2 separate regions of the Homo sapiens genome follow, and region 2 is linked to region 1. A link is a loop called in an ENCODE intact Hi-C map of the cell type or tissue named here. Cell type or tissue: endothelial cell of umbilical vein. All regions are shown on one strand.

The links. Hi-C counts contacts between places; a loop is a spot of excess contacts. Peaks named below come from ENCODE experiments on the same cell type or tissue, not always from the same donor. Only the 100,000 strongest peaks of a DNase experiment are listed, where the experiment ranks them.
Region 2: a loop joins it to region 1, with 4 times the contacts of the local background. A loop is called at or near these places in 15 of 110 quality-filtered maps.

Annotation. Positions count from the first base shown.
Region 1 is chr10:114,042,742-114,045,241 of GRCh38, forward strand. ADRB1 (adrenoceptor beta 1) reads left to right here and starts at 1,125. Exons shown (of 1, transcript NM_000684.3): 1 at 1,125-2,500. The coding sequence starts at 1,392. RefSeq lists an enhancer at 493-542 and silencers at 813-1,092, 1,163-1,222. In endothelial cell of umbilical vein, no CTCF peak of the experiment used is centred here; a DNase peak (open chromatin) is centred at 1,040; H3K4me3 peaks cover 1,410 bases; H3K27me3 peaks cover 363 bases.
Region 2 is chr10:114,099,581-114,102,080 of GRCh38, forward strand. No RefSeq gene overlaps it. Among named protein-coding and RNA genes, the nearest start is that of ADRB1, 57 kb to the left of the region's middle. In endothelial cell of umbilical vein, no CTCF peak of the experiment used is centred here; no DNase peak of the experiment used is centred here; H3K4me3 peaks cover 713 bases; H3K27me3 peaks cover 266 bases.

The DNA.
Region 1 (2,500 bases):
ATAAAATCACATGAGTAATAAAACACAAAATACAGGTGTTATCATTGAAAAGTCTAAAATGTAATTAAACGCGTTTTTTCCCCCTCGCGGTGGTATCGTTTACTCTGTATCTCAACGTTTCTGTCTCCCTAAGCCTCTCCTTTCATATCATGAGCATACATTTTTGCATCATGCTCACACGTTCATTAGCTAGGACTGAGGAGTGTGTACGATTCCAAAGGGCCCTCAGCGTTAGCTGTTAGATGCACAAACCTTCGCTTCCTTTCCACATCTACTGCACTCGAGGTTCAACAGAGGATCCTTGCAAGAACAGCGCCCAGAGAGCATTCTTGACAGATGCGCGCTTGGCTCCAGCAACCCGCTCTGCTGGGAAGTTTCTTCTAACCACTAACACCCACCTCCAATCCCCCAAGCTGTCACGACGCATGCTGGCTGGGTCCCGTCTTGACGGGGGAAGGGTTTTACACACACCCTGCTAGGCTGCCCCACATCACAACCAAGCTCGCAGGGCAAACTCCTCCAAGCCTGGCGGACAAGCTGTCCCAGGCGCTCTGGCGCTTCCTGAACACCAAGGTCCCCTCCCCGCTCAAGGGAGCTAGCGCTCTGTTCCGCAGAGAACCCCGGAACTGCAGGTCGAGGGGATGCGGGGGGAGCGGGGGCGCAGGAGGGAGCCGAGTGCTGGAGGCAAACGGGGCGCAGGAGCGGGTGCGGGAGGCAAACGGGGCGCAGGAGCGGGTGCGGGAGGCAAACGGGGCGCAGGAGTGGGTGCGGGAGCGAGTGGGGGCTGAGGGAGGGGACGGGGCCCCGGGGGGAGCCAGGCGCGGAAGGGGGCGCGGGGGAACAGGGACCAGGAACCAGCGGGCGCAGGAAGGGGTGCGTCCGCAGGAACCCGCGGGCGCACGGGAGGCACTAGCTACGCGATCAGCTCGGGACTCTCAGGAGCCGCTCAATTGCCAACGGGAGGGGGGTGCGGGGAGTTGGAGGTGGGGGTGCAGACCAGACGGGGGCGTGCCTTTGCCCGGATTGGCTGCAGGAGCCTGACGCGAGGCCCCGGGGGTTGGCTTGGGGAGTGGGAGCGGGGTGGGGTGGGTGCTGGGTGCCGGAGCTGCGGGCCCGGCGCGCTCAGAAACATGCTGAAGTCCCGGCGGCTCTTCCAGCAGCGGCAGCGGCTCCAGCAGCAGCGGCGGCGGCGGCGGCGGCGGCAGCGGCAGCGACAGCGCTCGGCTCCTGCGGGAAAGGCGCCCGGCGCCCATGCCTCCGGCCCCGCGCCGCGGCTGCCCTGACCCGGCCGCGACCTCCCTCTGCGCACCACGCCGCCCGGGCTTCTGGGGTGTTCCCCAACCACGGCCCAGCCCTGCCACACCCCCCGCCCCCGGCCTCCGCAGCTCGGCATGGGCGCGGGGGTGCTCGTCCTGGGCGCCTCCGAGCCCGGTAACCTGTCGTCGGCCGCACCGCTCCCCGACGGCGCGGCCACCGCGGCGCGGCTGCTGGTGCCCGCGTCGCCGCCCGCCTCGTTGCTGCCTCCCGCCAGCGAAAGCCCCGAGCCGCTGTCTCAGCAGTGGACAGCGGGCATGGGTCTGCTGATGGCGCTCATCGTGCTGCTCATCGTGGCGGGCAATGTGCTGGTGATCGTGGCCATCGCCAAGACGCCGCGGCTGCAGACGCTCACCAACCTCTTCATCATGTCCCTGGCCAGCGCCGACCTGGTCATGGGGCTGCTGGTGGTGCCGTTCGGGGCCACCATCGTGGTGTGGGGCCGCTGGGAGTACGGCTCCTTCTTCTGCGAGCTGTGGACCTCAGTGGACGTGCTGTGCGTGACGGCCAGCATCGAGACCCTGTGTGTCATTGCCCTGGACCGCTACCTCGCCATCACCTCGCCCTTCCGCTACCAGAGCCTGCTGACGCGCGCGCGGGCGCGGGGCCTCGTGTGCACCGTGTGGGCCATCTCGGCCCTGGTGTCCTTCCTGCCCATCCTCATGCACTGGTGGCGGGCGGAGAGCGACGAGGCGCGCCGCTGCTACAACGACCCCAAGTGCTGCGACTTCGTCACCAACCGGGCCTACGCCATCGCCTCGTCCGTAGTCTCCTTCTACGTGCCCCTGTGCATCATGGCCTTCGTGTACCTGCGGGTGTTCCGCGAGGCCCAGAAGCAGGTGAAGAAGATCGACAGCTGCGAGCGCCGTTTCCTCGGCGGCCCAGCGCGGCCGCCCTCGCCCTCGCCCTCGCCCGTCCCCGCGCCCGCGCCGCCGCCCGGACCCCCGCGCCCCGCCGCCGCCGCCGCCACCGCCCCGCTGGCCAACGGGCGTGCGGGTAAGCGGCGGCCCTCGCGCCTCGTGGCCCTGCGCGAGCAGAAGGCGCTCAAGACGCTGGGCATCATCATGGGCGTCTTCACGCTCTGCTGGCTGCCCTTCTTCCTGGCCAACGTGGTGAAGGCCTTCCACCGCGAGCTGGTGCCCGACCGCCTCTTCGTCTTCTTCAACTGGCTGGGCTACGCCAACTC
Region 2 (2,500 bases), 57 kb after region 1:
GGGCAGAGCACTCCCCCTTGCTGAAAGGGCTGGAAAACGCTTTTGTCCCTGCTGGAAGTGGAGTAGCGTGGGATACAGGGCAGGGGGTCGCTGCTGAGTTTATCAGGGGAGCAGAGATTAGGCACTACTTGGTTAAAATACTAACTGCTGGGCTGGGTGCAGTGGTTCACGCCTGTAATCCCAGCACTTTGGGAGGCCGAGGTGGGCGGATCACCTGAGGTCAGGAGTTCAAGACCAGCCCAGCCAACATGACGAAACCCTGCCTCTACTAAAAATACAAAAATTAGCCAGACATGGTGGCATAGGTGTGTAATCCCAGCTACTTGGGAGGCTGAGGCAGGAGAATTGCTTGAACCCAGGAGGCAGAGATTGTTGAGTTAAGATCACGCCCCTGATCTTGCCTGGGCGACAGAGCAAGACTGTCTAAAGAAAAAAGTAATAGTAACTGCTGAAAGTGACAGAGACGTAATCCATATGTGCAACCGCCAGATGGCCACATTCTGTGTTCTGAGCCAGGTTCCGCCGAACGACCGCCCTAGATGATGATTTCGCACCCTGCCCAGCTCCAAGACCAAAACCTCAGTGTTTTGAGAATTCAATTTCCTACTCATTGATTTAGATAACATACATGAACTTGAATTCATTAGAAATATGCCTTTGTGTCTTCATGATCACCATCTTTGTGGTTTTCAAGATGATTGTTAGATCCTTATCAAAATATAAACAATTGGCAATGGTTCCAATTGTGTCAACAAAAGCCAACTTCAAACCTGTAATCCTCATGCTGAGTGGAGAGGCTGGTGCCCCACCCGGGCTGTGACATGGTGGCTTGGGAGATGTGTGACTCAGATATGTCAGACCATGAGTGAGGCACCCAACCTTCCCTCCCAGTGACCTTTGAAGTAAGGCGAATTGAAGTCCGCTGGTCTCCAGACAGGCACGGTAACGTGCACGCATCGGATGTGGTTCCCGGGGAATGGTGGGTGATTGTCCATCTTCCTAACAGTCCTCAAATGAGGACTCAGTTCCAGCTCTTAACGCAGCACAACAGAGTTCTTAATAGTAAAAGTCGTACTTTTCACTCACCGTGAAAAGCAAGTCTGCACATTGCTAGATATGTCCCAGTATTATTATCCAAGCTCCAGAAACGTACTCAGCCACAAAAGTAAAAATTCTCCTACTCCACGTGGAAGTGGCTCCGTGAGAAAAATTCCCTATCAAGCCAGAAACGCACCTACAGAGGGAGAGAACGACATGAGAGGGGACCGGAGTTCTCAGGGAGGAGGGAAGCCTGGCTCCGCATCCCAGAGCTGCCAGGGACCCGGAGCAGAAGGAGGAGGCGGGGAGGACAGGGGCGCCGACGGAGACAGGCGATCCCTCGGAAAATCCTAAAAGCCAGTGAAGCGTGGGCTCTGGACGGAAACAGAAGGTCAGGGCCGTGGTTCACGCCGTGGGAAACCGCAGCCAGTGATAAGCTGGGAAGCCACAGGGGCTGGCAGCTGCAGTCGGAACGAAGCGGCTGGAAGCTCCAAACGGGAGCTCTTCCCAGCTCGCTTTCCACTTCGACGGCACCGTTCAAAGCTCTGCTCAGACACTGGGACAAATAAATGACAGGGCTCCGAAAAGAGGGTGAAGCTCCTCCGCGCCCGGCTTTTCCCTCCGCAGAGCCTGGGCTCCCCGCCTCGCGCCGCCCCTGACCGTGGCAGGCTCGGTTCCCTCCTCGCTCTGCATCCTTTGATTCACGTACGGCCCCGTTTCCAATAACCCTTTCCAGGAAGCCAGAGAGAGAAAGCGCCCAGCTCCCGGCCTGCAGAGTGGGGAGGGAAGAAGGAAATGATTGTGTTGACTTCATCTGGAAGCAGGAAAATGCTTCTCTCCCTCCTTCTTCGCCAAGCCAAGAAATAGATCCTTTACCAGAAAGCCATGTGGCCACATGGCCACCACTTGCAGAGGGGCTGGGTGAGGAGGAGGTGCTTTGCCAACGTCTCAGCTGACAGCAAAGGCCAGTGGCTCATCAGTGAGAACATCATACCTCTGTCAGAGGGGAGACCCTGAGCAGCTCCCGACACCCACACAGGGCTAGGAATTGACGGTGGCTTAGGGTACACGTAAGAGGAACAGCATCCACCACAGGACAGTCCCTTCCTCGCGTACCACCCGGGATCCCTGCTCCCTGTCATCGCCATACTGTGTTCTCTCAGACTGTAAGGTCCTTGTCCTGTCTCCCTCACATGGATCCTTTCCAGACCACGGGCACTCTCTCAGGTCAGCAGGTCCAGCTGCAATCTGGAATCAGCATCTACCGTGTGGAAATGGGAGAGGGGACTTGGTTCTTAAACCAGGGGCCTTGGCATTAGCTACCTTTGGTTTTTCTCCAGAAATAAGAATGATTGGCCGGGCGCGGTGGCTCACGCCTGTAATCCCAGCACTTTGGGAGGCCGAGGCGGGCGGATCACGAGGTCAGGAGATCGAGACCATCCCGGCTAAAACGGTGAAACCC